Linked DNA regions of Homo sapiens: region 1 is linked to region 2. The links are chromatin loops, found by intact Hi-C in ENCODE. Cell type or tissue: Calu3. All regions are shown on one strand.

What was found. Peaks named below come from ENCODE experiments on the same cell type or tissue, not always from the same donor. Only the 100,000 strongest peaks of a DNase experiment are listed, where the experiment ranks them.
Region 1: a loop joins it to region 2, with 2.2 times the contacts of the local background. A loop is called at or near these places in 12 of 110 quality-filtered maps.

The regions. Positions count from the first base shown.
Region 1 is chr3:146,637,869-146,645,868 of GRCh38, forward strand. No RefSeq gene overlaps it. Among named protein-coding and RNA genes, the nearest start is that of PLSCR5, 37 kb to the left of the region's middle. In Calu3, CTCF peaks have their summits at 1,025 (motif pointing left), 1,231, 3,217, 3,565 and 1 weaker place; DNase peaks (open chromatin) are centred at 3,173 and 3,598.
Region 2 is chr3:146,061,450-146,069,449 of GRCh38, forward strand. PLOD2 (procollagen-lysine,2-oxoglutarate 5-dioxygenase 2) reads right to left here. Exons shown (of 20, transcript NM_182943.3): 20 at 7,991-8,000. LNCSRLR (lncRNA sorafenib resistance in renal cell carcinoma associated) reads right to left here and starts at 7,736. Exons shown (of 2, transcript NR_146297.1): 1 at 7,370-7,736; 2 at 4,895-5,236. In Calu3, a CTCF peak has its summit at 4,227 (motif pointing right); a DNase peak (open chromatin) is centred at 4,262.

The sequences.
Region 1 (8,000 bases), 580 kb after region 2:
TTTCTTCATGTTCATTTTTTCAAAGGGATGTGGATTTTAGCTATGTCTATATTATAAAAAAGTATGCTCAGGAGTTGAAGGTAACTTTTTGTTGCGGAAAAAAACAAACCCTCAAAAGACTTCAAAGGGAAGTCTTTTTAAAACGAAACAAAAACATATTGACTCAGAGTTGGGATGGTAAATATTAGGTATGAATGTTAAGTAATTTAGGTTGGATGGTGTATTTATTCAGTGAGGGAGTTGAGATTGTGGTTGACTTCCCAACATCTGTGCATTCCTCACATACATGTAGGTGTCATGCGACTTACCAAATTGTCCCCAAATCCAACAGGAGATACTTGAGGGTTCCCAGGAAATCCTGAAATTCCTGCTCCTCTTGTCAGTTTTCAGAAACTTAGGTATATGGCAGCCAGTGCATTGCATTCCCCTGGTGACATTACTGGGCATATAACCAAATTGGCCAAGTTAGTCCAATAGAATGAAATTTTGGTGTGTTGTTAGGGCAGAGGTGTTTTCTTTCTCTTGAACTAGTTAGGAACAAGAAAATATGTGGCTTTGGTTGGTGCTGGTAACTATCTTAAAGCCATGCGGCTTGGAACTGCCTTAAACTGAAGCTGCTAATGGCAGAATGGTGACACCAAAAGAGCTGGTACTTAATGACAGAGTAGAACAGACAGATTATTCAACCCTAGACTATCTAATATATAGGCCCCAAATTTCCTTTTTGTTTAGGCCATTTTGAACTGACTTCTGTGTAAAATGTAGCTGAAATTATCCTAACAGATCTATAATTAGGGCAAAAGTTCGGATCCCTGATATGTAAGTGTCCAAGAACAGGTAGCTAATATTTATTACACTAAAATAAATACTTAAATTATTTTTTACTTACTTTTTTTTGCTTTTTCTTTAGATACACTAATAAAGCATTTAGTTAAGTGCCTAGCACAATGTAAATGTGTGTTTAATAAAAAGTATCTATACAATTAAAAACAGAAACTATAAATATTCATAATTTTAAAATTAAGAGGAGAAATTTTCAGAACAGAGCCACCTAGTGGGAAGAAGAATGTGCTATGAGGACAAAAACATTTGTTTTGATATTTCAGAGAAGTTCTGTGGAATAAAATTAAAGATGCAAGTAATAACTATTTTTATAAGATATAAATAGTATAAAATACTTTGCTAGTAACTTGTCATTAACATTTCATCTTTTACAGTTAAATGGTAAATGAAATAATTTAATCCATAATTATTTCTATACCCATATATATTATTAGTAAAGGATGAGAATACCCATGTTTGTGTGTATGAGCTTCTTATTGCCAAGAAACAAAATTCCCCTGTACAAAATTTTTACAATCCTTTTCCCCTCTTCTCTCTACAACAAGTCAGCAGGACACAACTTACTCCTTGGCTTTTTTACATCTCAGTCGTCCTGCGTGTAAATTACGGTTACTAATGATTCCTCAGATCACTGATCTATGGAACAACACTGATCAAGCATCCTAAAATTCTTGGTTAGCTGTAAATTAAAAGAAAATTTCTAATGACACATTTTTTTCTTATGAAATAAATGTATTTTTAGAAATATTCTGTAACATCAGTGAAACAAGAAAATATATCTTTATTTTGTAAATATATATAGCAGTATTCTATCAAGTTTGAATTTCTGTACTATAACGGCTTCATCTGCTTTGGGGGTGCACAGGTTTTGGGATCTTGAGTACAAGTGGAATCAGTGTACAAAAATGTTTATGAATAACTCAGTATATTTTCTTTCATCTTTGCTCTGTAATATCAAATATATATATTTATACACACACACAAACACACACATCTATATATATGACTATGATGTTCAGAGTACCTGTTACTTGTTATGTGGTTAATCATTTTTCATGTCTAACTGATTTCCTTGAAATGCATATTTATTATTACGTCCTCTTGAACGTTAGTCATGCAAACTGTAATGTAGTCCTAATTTTATGTATTTGTGTGTGTGTGTGTGTGTGTGTGTGTGTGTGTATTTTATACTCATTGCTTTCCAACTGATTTCTGAATGATGGAACATGTTTTTTTTTTAGCCAAAATATTGCTATTGGTTAGTTTTTGAAATGTGGTGTGAGGCTTTCTCTTTCAGTAGTGGTGGGTTTGTAAAAAGAACTTAGAATTTGTCTTGAATGAATTTCCTCATGATGCAGGGTACCCATATGTGAGAGGGCTGAGACCTTGCCCTCTGATCGCAGAATGATACAATGACATAAGTTAATTTCTAAGAAGATAGCATCTTTGATCTGGATTGTATGCTAATATGTAGAGAAGTTATCACCCTTATCACCTTATAAGTCAGTGAATGAATAAATAGTGCATATATGAGAATACTTCAGAAAATGAGTTAACTTTCACTACATATAAAGTTACAGATATAACATGAAGATATTACATGGTAGAAAAATAGTCACTTGCTTTTATCTTTATCACAGTAATTAATCAAATATTACCTCTTGGTTCTTTCAAATGTTGTGGACCCAATTGTTTAATTGTCATCAATATCATAGACAATTGAAGATTCTCTTAGAAAGCCACTTTGGGCCCAGCTGTCAGGAGAATGAGAATGTCTTATTTCCCCACTCTAGGCATTTCCATTAAAGGATAATCAGATTCCCACAAACCCTAGGGCTATTTGCCATTTGGATGGCAGGAACAGCTGTGGAGTCCAGAAGGTGTGTGTCGGGTTCTCCTACTAGGAAGGGGTTTGGGGGACTGATTGAGGGAGAGGCCTTAGGTTTGGAATAGATTAGGGAGGTAGCTCAGGTCTGCAACATAGTATTCAATAATACATAACTGTTCTGAGGGGGAGGGTCATCATATTCCTCACATATTGAAAATTTAAATTTAATAGAATGTTTTAAAAGGTTGAAATAATGTATGCATTGCATGTAGAGTAGATTATATGTGAAAATTAACATAGCCACCAAATAAAATTGTAAAGGGCATATTGATTCATACTAAAATGGAGATAGTTGGTAGGGGTTTAGGTAATATTTACTTCAGAAGATAGACCTTTATTTACTTCATATTTTAAGCACTTTCTTTAACTCAAGGAGATTCTCACTCTCAAATGCTGGTTTATCTGCATCTACATGGTGAAATATTGCCATCATGTGGCTAGTCCGTCTATCACACCTGCTTTCCTCTGGGAGAGATTGTATTTTGGGGTATTTTTATATGGTGCTTGAATGTTTGGGTTATGTTATATGATACCCATTTTATATGGGCATGTATGGTGTCTGTTGGGGTAATTATTTTCATAAGATAGAAAATATTTAAGCATATTAATTCAAAATACACATTAAATTAAATTTTCTGTTACTGTCACTCAATTGGGTTTTACTTTGTATCTTCTGGAGCTCTTAGAAATTTTCCTTTTCAGTGGGCAAATTATTCAAGTTGTAAATCTTAAACTCTTTGGAAGTGCCCTCTTAAGAACCCAGTTTCTTTTTTTTTTTTTTAATGTTTGTGTCTACTCTGAAAGTCACCACTAGTTACCAAAATGTCCATTTATTTGTATACAATTTGGAAACTATTTCTGATGCATACCCCATTATAAACAATAGGGGGCGATATGATGTCATGTTTTTGGTTTCTCTATGAAAGTATTTTTCATAGTATAAGCCCTGTTTATTTTTTTCTTGATAACAATGCTTCCCTAAAATGAAAAGCACATTTGTTTTATTATGACAGTACTGGCAATAAATATCAGCCTCCTTATACATACTTGGGAGATGTAATTTCTTAGAGAAAAAATTCTATGCCAGTTTATTAGTATTTCAATACATGTATGTATTTCTAAATTGATATAAATATCCAATAAACTTATATTTAATCCAGAGATAATAGTTTCCAAATATACGTTGGCTTGGTTTCTCATTAAATTCAGAAATTTTACCTTTTCAAGTGTTTTTCATTAATCTTTTTCATTATATATTACCATGAATGCAAAAATGTAGAGTTATACTTCAATTTTAGGTTAAAATCATGAAACTATGTACCTGGCCTTTTAAAAGTTTGAAATCTTTAGACAACAAGGATACAAAGTATTAAAACAAAAATTTTTTCAAAGTTACATGATTTTCTTAAATCAACTAAGAAGTTCTTTCAATGTAGGGTATTTGGATATTTTATATTTTCAAAGTTTATATGGGATTTAAGGTTCAGAAAGAATATAGGATAAAATAGTAATTTATAAGTTAAATATTTAAGTTCAAAATTGACAGTTTGGGATAGAAAAATATATGTATTTCAATGGGAAGCATGTTTTCCCTGTTTCTTCAAGTAGATACAAGTAAACTAAGGATAATACAACTCCCATGTGAGATTATAATTTCTGTCTCCCTCTCAAATAGAATCACAGTTGTCAGTGCTTTTAAATTTTTGTTAAAATTGTATATATACACACATAATGTATATATATATATGCACACGTAACTATTACATTATTGTACTCTCTTTATCTCTTCATAAAAAATAAAACATTAAATAATATTCTAAAGTCAACTTTTAATTTTTTTCCAGCTCGCAGTTCCCTTATCAGATAAAGTTAATCTTTACTATGAATTTGTTATATATGCTAACTTTTTAATGATTTAAGTAAAAGTGACTATAATATATTTTTCAAACATGTTTTTTGGCATTAGGAGCCCTAATTTTACACCAAAAAAAGGAATTTTTAAAAATACTTTATATCCATTTTTAAAAAATTTCAGGTTGGTTGCCTGAAATTAGCCATAATGCGAGAATTTACACCATGAAAATTAGCAAACTGTACACATCTTGGCTCTTTTTCCTTTTTCTGGAGAGCTCGCGTATTTCTTAGCTGGAGCAACTATTGGCATTTTGGTTAGAAAATGTCTTCTTGGGCCGGGCGCTGTGGCTCACACCTGTAATCCCAGCATTTGGGAGGCTGAGGTGGGCAGATCACAAGGTCAAGAGATGGAGACCATCCTGGCCAACATGGTGAAACCCTGTCTCTACAAAAATTAGCCAGGCGTGGTGGCATGTGCTTGCAGTCCCAGCTACTCGGGAGGCTGAGGCAGGAGAATCGCTTGAACCCATGAGGCAGAGGTTGCAGTGAGTGGAGATCATGCAACTGCACTCCAGCACTCCAGCCTGGCGACAGAGCAAGACTCCACTGAAAAAAAAAAAAAAAAAAAAAAAAGGTTTTCCTATCCTTGACAGGATATTTAGCATCTCTGTTCCTTGCCCATTAAATGACAATAGCAAACTCAAGTCAGCAAGTCAGTAAAAATGCCCCCGCAAGTTTCTAAATGTTCCCTGGGAGAATATCACCCCTTCCAAATGACACCCAGTCCTGCAGGGTTGACTAAGCAACATGCGGCAGTGCAGTAATGAAAACTCTCAGGCTGGGTCAGAACTTAGACACTAAGTTGAAAACTAAATTGAGACAAACTGATAAAAAGATTTAAATTATAGTCTGTATTGCTTAACTTGTTGGTCATATGGTTGGTCTTACTGATATGATCAGAATGTTCAAAGACAGAAAACAGGGAAACCATTTAGGAAGCCATAGTGTGTTGTCTTGTGAACTAATGGCGTTTATTTTTCTTCCGATAACATTACATTTCAAGTGCCTTCCAGACTCCAGAGTTCTGCTGTCCAATATTGTGGCCACTAGGCACATATGACATTAAACAGTTGACATAAGGTGCAATTGAGGAACAGAATTTCTAATTGAATTATGATGTGACGAAAGTGTATATACACTGAATTTTGAAAACTTACTTTAAATATAAAGAAAATGCAAAATATCTCATTTATTAATAATTATCTATATTAAAAAGATTGAAAAGATACTATTTTGGATATACTGGGTTACATAAAATATATATATATATATATATATATATATATATATATATATATATATATAATTTTTTTTTTTTTTTCTTTTCGAGACGGAGTCTCGCTCTGTCGCCCAGGCTAGAGTGCAGTGGCACAATCTCAGCTCACTGCCAGCTCCGCTTCCCTGGTTCACACCATTCTCCTGCCTCAGCCTCCCGAGTAGCTGGGACTACAGGTGCCCGCCAGCACGCCCAGCTAATTTTTTGTATTTTTAGTAGAGATGGGGTTTCACCGTGTTAGCCAGGATGATCTCCTTCTCCTGACCTTGTGATCTGCCCGCCTCGGCCTCCCAAAGTGCTGGGATTACAGGCGTGAGCCAACGCGCCTGGCCAAAATATATTTTAATTAATTTATTAATTTTACCTAATTCTTCTTGCCTTTTTGACGTGGCTACTAAAATATTTAAAATTACATATGCAGCTCACATTATATTTCTACTAGACAGTGCTGCTTTAGAAGGAATCACGTATTTTTCTTTCTGAGCCCCTTGCAGTTCTGGTGGTGTTGATTCCATTCCAACTCTGGAGGTAGGCAGTGATTTACGCCTGGCCAATGGAAAGACTGTGTCTTTTTAGGGAAAGTTATGTGACTCAATTTCAACCAAAGCCAGCTTGGAGTAGGCTTTAAGTAGATATTATATTGTAGCAGCATAACGGATTATAACTGAAGACAGAGAGACATTGTTTGTAATTCCATCTCAGCCACTAATTAGTACAAATTACTTAAGGTCTTTGAGCCACAGTCTTCATCTGACAAATTGGGATACAAAATATTTGTTTTATTTGGTTGTTACGGGGATTAAGTCAGATACTGTATGCAAAGCATTTACGAGTACTCCCGACACTGTGTTCAATATATAGCAGAGTTTAAACGTCATTATGACATTAGCAACCATTTGTTTTTTTTTTTAAGGCAGACATTGAAAGTGAAATTCGAACGAGATTGAAAATGTCCTACATCCTAAATCTCAGGTACTCTTCTCTGAAATATTATACAAAAGCATTTTAATATCAGTCAAAGGAGCATCATTTTAAACAACAATTTTGTAGGGTTTATTATTGTTTTACCAAATTAATAAGCTAAAACAGCTTGAATTTTCTAGTGTTTTTGAAATTATTTTTCTCCTATGTAAAAGTTAATGTAATTTTAGTGAAAACATAAACCTAAAGGGATAAGCCTCTTAAAATATAATAATGCATTGTTAGATTTTTGTGGACTTGTCATAATTCTGGGTGTTCTTTCCTGCATACTTATTAAGAAATCTGGGAAGTATAAATAATATTGACGTATTGATGCCATCTGATCATTAACTGATTGGAATGAATGATAAATAGGAGTTTTATTAGCATGTGATATTGAATTTGTTTTGAAATTTAGTCTCTTCTAATGATATGCTAAGTTCAAATCCTTAATAACCTGGTTGTTGGCATTCTTAGCCAGGCATAGTGGCTCATGCCTGTAATCCTAGCACTTTGGGAGGCCTAGGTGGGAAGACCACTCGAGGTCAGGAGTTTGAGACTAGCCTGGCTGACATGGCGAAACTCCATATCTACCAAAAATACACAAATTAGCCAGGTGTGGTGGTGGGCACCTGTAATTCCAGCTACTCAGGAGGCTGAGGCAGGAGAATTGAATGAACCCGGAAGGCGGAGGTTGCAGTGAGCCAAGATGACATCGCTGCACTCTAGCCTGGGCAACAGAGTAAGACTCTGTCTCAAAAAACAAAACAAAACAAAATAATAAAAAATTTTTAAAAAGTTAAAAAAAGTGACTCTTCTTAGTTTTCCATGTGACCTTCAATTTAGTCTTTATTTAACCTTGGGAAATGAATGCTAGTGTATAATTAGTAAAATTAGAAATTAAGATTTGTATTTAGGATCTAAACTAGAAATACATTGCTAGCCATTAATATACATGTCAGTGTTACTGAAAACAGTTTTATATAACCACCCACCCACCCAACTTTGCTCCTTTTGTAAAAGTGACCCGTAAATTCATGGTTCAGGCACCATACGCAACTGTTGCTGAGTATCTGAGTCAAGTAAAAAACATTTATCTTTTTGATTACATGCCTTCTG
Region 2 (8,000 bases):
CAAAGATTGAAACAGGCTAAAATTATAATTTAAAACCAATAAAATTTAATTTAATAGCATTCTATACTTGGCTCAAGAAAAATGTGAAAGTAAACTGAATCATGGCTTAACAGTGTTGTTATGAGAAGGAAAACAAAATTTTTCCTGACTGCAAATTATCAGCAGTACAATACAGTTGCCCATCCCTCACCAAAAGTAATTTGATACTTAATTTTATTAGCAAAAAATACAAAATATGAATGAGTCTTCTCTTTGCTTCTATACCACTTATACCTAGTACTACCTAGCATATTAAGTTCAGATCTGGCCACCACCCTTCCACAGCTATGTTGATAAACCATTCCAAATGTAGAGGAGAGTGATACTGATACTAGGACTTTGTAAAATCAGCAAGCCAGTCAGCTGGGAGGAGCAGTGAGGGTGGTCAGACAAAGACTAGTGAAGAATCTGGTATTTTTAAATGTGGAAAAGGTAATAAGGTGAGGCATAGAGGGGTGGTAGGTGGGAGGCAACTGTTGTGATTACGGCTGTTAAATATTTTATAAACCCATATTAAAAGGTATTAGGTTTTTCATATAATTTCCAAGTGTACCCACATAAACTTTACAAAGAAGTTACAAAAGACAGTCTTCATTACAGTTATGAGAAAAGCTTTGCTGTTTCTGTGTTAGAATGCAGTAAATTGCCTGTCACCAGATTGTAATGCAGGGTTGATATCTAAATCATGTTTGTAATTTCAGGTACATGGGCTTGTAACAGATACTCATGAACATTCACTAAATGAAGTTTTCAAGTAAACCTGGGTGATCAACAACCAGGAAAGCCTGAAAGATGATTTGTTTAGGGTAGAGGTAGGACAGACTTTGGACTATATAGCTTTTAACACTACTTCCAGTCCTCAGATTCTATTGTTCGATGACACAAATTAAATCACAAAATCCTAAGATAACTCTAGATTTTTATTATTTGTAAATCAACATAAACCTAAATTCATCTTCTCCTAATAAAGTGTATATCTTTTTCTCACACATGTGATTGTTGTTTTAGTCAGGTTAAAATAAGCGGTCTTGCAAGCCTTGAAACTTCAGTGGCTTAACATAGAAAACTTCATTTCTCTCTCGTATAAATCTGTTGTGGTCCTAGCAGCTATTAAGGACAACTTACTTCCAAATAGTGATTCAGAGATCCAGGCATCTCAATACATATGCTTCAAGGTCTCTAAAACGGGCTCATAAATGTGTGGCTTTGCAAGTAATCCACATAACTTCCATTCATTGGCCACTGGCCAAAAGCAGTTCCATAATCCCACCTAACTATTGGTAGGTAGGAAATCTGGGAAGCCCACGTATATTCAGCTAGCTATACATGTAACTGTCAACAAAAGTAAACCCTCAATGAAGATTAAGATTCAGGGCTACAAGCATCTGAGAGAGGACACTAATTAATTATGTAATACAGACAAGTACATGTTCTGTAATTCTTGTTCTGTCTTCATTTTAGAACTTAAAAAAATAATGTAACATTGGATTAAAAATTTGCAAGAAAATCTATTGGAGGATGAAACTGTCTAGAATACAGTGTAGATGATATTCTGTCCAAAAATAATAGATTAGAAAATTTAATGTCAAAACAAATGTCCCAAATTAGATGAAACCCCTCTAATCAATGGCAAGTTAGATGGCAAGTTAGATGTGTTTATGTTCATTCTCCACATACCTACTTGAAATATAATTAATCATAACTCCTGAATCTCATTGCTCCCTCTTAATTCTTATTACTTTATGCACTTAAATTTGCTCTTTGGTACCTTTTAAATATCTCAGATTGGGCAATTCACTTACCAATTTTAAAAATAGCTCCTCTATATTGATTAAAAAATAGGACTTCACAAGAACCTCAAGAGAGGTTCTAAGTTCTATTTTTTCTGACATCATCACAGTTATAACTTTCCTAAATAATTCATATTTTGAACAGAGTCCTACAGGTCCATAATTCTGAAATTATAAAGTTTTCATTCCATTATTTATCACATTTTTAAGACCAGACTGAATAGATGTTAAAATGACATTTGGTCAAAACCAAGAAAGGCCACACCCAATGGGCAATCGAATCTGTAACTGGGGTAACAACACTAGTTCCAGAGTCAGTACATATCAAAGCTACACTTTCCTTGGCATTTGAAAATCCACTGTCTTCACATATTTCTATTTTAGAACTATTTTCTAGTTTAAACTTAGAGGATAAGATATAGAATTTGTAGTCACTATATAAAATAACACTTTTTAAAGCACCTTTTAGAAAACTGCTTTAAGATGTATAAAAGTAAATTCAATTTGAAACACTTATTGAATGTTTAATACAAATACACACAGTAAGCATACACTAAGCAAATTACTCATAAACTGAACCCTCCCTCTCTCAGTCCTTTGGCCCAGAATGCTGAGGATAACAGTGATAGCAGTTTCCTTTTATACTGTCTTAGTGCATCACTGTATCCAACTTGAGGCCACCTACATATTCCTTTATTCAGGGACAAACTGTACAATATTTCACACATCTTTACTTCACACAACTACAGTACACATAGGTTTATTTTTTGGCTACCTCTTAAATTCAAAACACCTATTCCCCCTCAGGGATCATTTTGATTCAAATACAATAAAATTTCAGATATAAAACCAACTTCCAGTTAACACACAAATACCTACTATATGCCAGACTATATGCTAAAACTGAAAAGGTGGAATAAGACCCAGTCCTTGCCCTCAAGGAGCCCACGGCCTTATTGAGGAGAATGAAAGGTAAGTAACAATCCAGTATGCAAAGTGCTCTGAGAAGGAAAGCCTATTAGAGATACATTATAGGCAATTAATCCTGTTTCAGTTATCCATTTTTGTGTAACAAACCATGTGGAAACTTAGTGACTCAATAAATTATCATCTTTTATAGTTCTGTATGGGTTTGCTTAGCTCAGCTGGGTGTTTCTTGGCTGAGGGGTCTCACATGTGGTTGCAGGCAGATGTTGACAGGAGCTATATTCATCTGAACTGGGATTTGTCTGGGACTGATGTCCAAATAATTCACTCATGTGGTAGAAGTTGATGCAGGAGCTTGGTTTCAGCTGTTGGCCACAGTGCTTGCACATGGCCTTGCCATGTGGCATGGGCACAGCATGGTACCTGGATTCTACAGAGAATGCCCTAACAGTAAATGTTCCAAGAGCTCAAAACCACAAAGCTTCTCATAACTCAATGTGGAAATTAGGCAGTCACTTCTACTGCATTCTATTGGTTACAAAGGACCCACCTGGGTTCACAATGGTATGAGTACTGGGAGGCATGGTTCATTGAGGACCATCTTTGTCGACTTGCTATCACAGGCACAAAATCGTTTCAAAAACACATATTTTTAAAATTCCCTCTCCTCTTGGCTCATAGGTCAATGGGAAAGCTGTCTGAGACAATATGAAAATCAATGATGCCACTCTAGCATTAGCTGAAGATCCCCTTGATTTCATCCAGCAGCCAAGACACTAAGTGACCCAAAGGAAGAAAAGGGTGATCAGCGTGGCTGTGTGGTCAGTAAGTAAATGTGCAACAGCTGGAGTAAATTAGAACTAATTTAGTGCATAACTTCAGCAGGAATAAATTTTGTTAATCTTCAAAAAGTCAAAACAAGGATTGTAACTTTCACAGTATCTGAATCACCCAAATTTTACTACAAGACTCTTGTCCTCATTGTTGCACTTACCAGTTCCGTACTGATAATAAAGAAAAATTACTATTGACCTTTTCCTAACAAAGAACAATTTTTAAAATTTTGTTTTTACAATAGGACCCTATGGAGCTGTTGTTTTAATATTATGTAAATTAAGTAATTTTATCTACTCTAAACAAATTGCTTTATCAGTTGTAGTCGAATCTGACTACTCTTATGCTTATTTTATTATTAATCCAAGTAAATATTCTCTATTGAACATAGATTAGCAGTTTACAAATTAGATAAAAACAGAAAACAAATCACTTCAACAGTATTAACTAGAAATATGCTAGCTACTCCTTATTTCAGAATAAGGTGTCACAATTCTTCCTTTTAAAATGTTGTATTGTATCATACTTAAAAATATATAAATAATTCCTGAATAAAAGCATCCAATATTTATCATTTTATTAGTATTAGCCTTTGGGAAAAAATTTGATAGCATGATTTTATAAAGCTCTTGCATTTGCTTTAAATTTAGCTAACTATTTTGACCACAAGGTGGAGCTGTGATGTCACAATTTGGCAAGATTTGTAAGATACAAAAACTATGTAAATACAGACGAAAATAATTTAATAAAATAGGATAATCTCATCTTGCAAATATGCACTATTTAAAATTAATCAATTCTCCAAACATTAATTATCAGAAGAAAACTATCATTTAATTTGTCCAGTTCTCACTTAGCAGTTATTGAGCTTTATCATATATAAATTGTCTTCAGTAGATGCAGAATTATTCTGTCATTTCACATCACGATCCCAGATTTAGTGACTTTAAACCAGTGTTAAAATGTCTTTCAAAATTATTTTGTAATTAATCACAGAATAATTCATTAACCATTACAAAATGTAATGGTTACATTACATCCTTATTTTGTTATCCAATATTGACTAGAGGATCATCCATTATATCTTCTAAAATAATTCTTTCAGTTGATTATTTGTGTTTTGTATTGTTAAACAGGCAGAAACTTCTAATTTTCAAAAGAGAGTATTCAGATTTTGAGTCAACCAAATTTCAGTGAAGATAGACTAGCATGCTAAACTCATCGTCTCTTGAATTATTAAATAAACAAACATTACCACCACTTCAATAATATCTGTCAGGAATGAAACCACTTTTCCAAATGAATGTTTCCTGATCTATTTTAATATATTAAGAATAAAACAAAAATATATCCATACATCTGTGGATGGACATTTAGGCTGTCTCCAAATCTTACCTATTGTGAACAGTGCTGCAACAAACACAGGAGTGCAGATATTGCTTCGGCACACTGATTTCTTTTTCTTCTGGGTATATATCAAGCACTGGAATTGCTGTATCATATGGCAGCTCCATTTTTAGTTTTTTTGAGGAACCTCCAAACTGTACTCCATAGTGGTTGTAATTAATTACATTCTCAACAGCAGTGGTCCCAATGTGGAGGGGTCCCTTTTCTCCACATCCTCTCAAGCATTTGTTATTGCCTGTCTTTTGAATATAAGACATTCTAATTAGGGTGAGATAATATCTCACTGTAGTTTTGATTGGCATTTCTCTGATGAACAGTGATGTTGCGTACATTTTTAAATGCTATTAGAAAGATTTAAGACTTATAAAGTTCACAAATCCCTAGCCTGTTTACTTACATTCCCAGTCTAATTTATTTTATCAAAATAATGTAATTATGCAATACTTCACATTTTTAAAGCATTTCTACATGTACAATTTTCTCTTCTCATTATTTCTTAGTGTACTTCTATTTTAATCCAAAACTCATTGCATTAAAAAGTTTTATACATTTCCCTATTTTTCTTCCCAATGGCTTTTTGTTAATAATTATTCTTAAATAATGCTGTGGCTTGCTATTCTAAAAGACCACAAAACAAACAGTTCTGTTTGATACACTGCTTTCATGAAGTCTTGAAGACTTCAATATTCCGCAACAGTTAACCTCTAGTCTAGTCAGAGGGAGTTATTTACACAGACTCAATTATGACTAAAAATTCTACTGGGCTCTTCTGAAACTTTAAGACATCTGTTGAATAACCATTCCAAATTCCAAATGAATGACAAGTTACCAGCATGTCATGTAAAATGGGCTTTAGGGCATAAAAAGCAAATAAATCAAGACATACGTATGTCAGACAGGAAAACAGAAGTGAGTACATAAAGAGATTCTGTGACGAGGATGGACCACTCAACTCATATGTTCATTGTTTTCCACATTTCTATTCCATAGAAGGATATTTGACCTCTTAGTTAAGTTACCAATACAGATAAATTACTAGTGTTTTCAAAGATGAAGCAGAATGAAGATTAATGCACTGGATGACTACTGAAGTATCTATATTAAGGAAAATATTCATATTGATTCCTATGCGCATTAAGAATTAGAAAAAATTCTACCACGGTGAGCATTTAAAGCACCTTGGTAATGTATGTATACACATACACACACATGCGCACACACACACGGTTACTATTGACATCCATATGCTTCCATTTATTCAAATTAGTTACGTGAATGTCTCCTTTTCCTTCTAGTCTTTTTTTCTTTAAACAATCAATATACAAATATATTTCTATAATATTTCAAAAACACAAGTGTAAAACGTAAAAGGCATAAATCCTATTTACTCCTCCGTGATCTCATACCACTCTCCAGAGTTGTTCCTCTCTAGGAAATTTTCTGTAGGTTTATGCACACATATATAGTATTTTGTTTTTAACATAAATGGTATCATACTCTAAATAGTGTGACTTTATCAGGTTCATCTGTCAGAGATATCTGATTGTTGCAGATACACAATAAGCCCTTGGACTACATGTGCTTAAACTACGCGGGCTCATGTGTATGCCGGTTTTTTCTGTCTCTGCCACCCCTGAGACACCCTTCCTCTTCCCCTTCCTTCTCAGCCTACTCAGCGCGAAGACAACAAGGATGAAAACCTTTATGATGATCCACTTCCACTTAATGAATAGTAAATATATTTTATCTTTCTTTATAATTTTTTAAATAACGTTTTCTCTAGCTTATTGTAACAATACAGTGTATAATGCATATAACATATAAAATAAATGTTCATCAGCTGTTTATGTTATCAGTGAGGCTTCCAGTCAACAGTAGGTTATTAGTTGATAAGTGTTGAGGGAGTCAAAAGGTACATGTGGATTTTCGACTGCATGGGGATCAGTGCCTCTAACGCCCATATTATTCAGGGGATAATTGTTTATATATATGGGTGTGTGTGTGTATTTTTTTTAAAAAGCCTTTATTATATTGCATAAAATGAATGAATCAAACAATAGATGTACTTTCTGTATCTTCTGCTCTGTGTGTTTCAAGCTGTATTTTTCTCCATCCTTCCAATTCTACTCGTTTTCCGTTTTTCAAATTTTTTAATCTACTTATGGGAATTTTTCTAATTTTCTCTCAGTAATTATGAATCATCTTTTTAAAGCTACATTTTATATTATTTCATGGAATGTAGGATAAGAGGAAAGACAAAAAAACTGTGCTCAATAGACTACCTGGATCCCATTTCTGAAAACATGGCATGAGACTGAAATAGTTATGCTAAGTAACCACCCATGGATACCAAAATGGAAAATAACTAGTACCTGGGAGATGTCTTTGAACTGTACCACAAGAGATATTAAGCTGGCTTGCACTGGTAGGAACGAACCGATCTGCTTTTATAACCAGAGTCTGTTCCGATGAGTTGGCATCTACATCATACCAGGTGTTACATATTTTGAAAACCATTCCTGATGTACAGTAACATAATTCACAAATCATTACTAAAATGTCTCCTTATCCTAGTTGATGGATAGTAGAAATTTTCTTTGGGTATTAAGTGTCGCCAAAGAAGAGAACAGGAGTAGAACCAACTTCCTTATCTTTTTAAGTCCATCTCACAGTGACTATAATGTCTTCTTCATCAACATATCCTTGGTGCCTGGAACAGTGCCTGACCCATAATAGAGACCCAGAAAATATTAATAAACAAATAAACCTATATTGAATAACATTTGGCTTCTATTTTCTCACTTGGAAAACGAGTTAGATCAAATCCCTAGTCATCCTAAAATTGAAGATTTTATAATTTCATTTATAATTCAATAGTTTCGTATATCATTAAATCTACTAAGCAAAATGAAAAATCAAAGGCTTCATTCTTTCAGACAATTCCATCATGTATTCACGTTGGAAGATAAACACCAATAATAGAACAACAAAACTTTCTAAAAT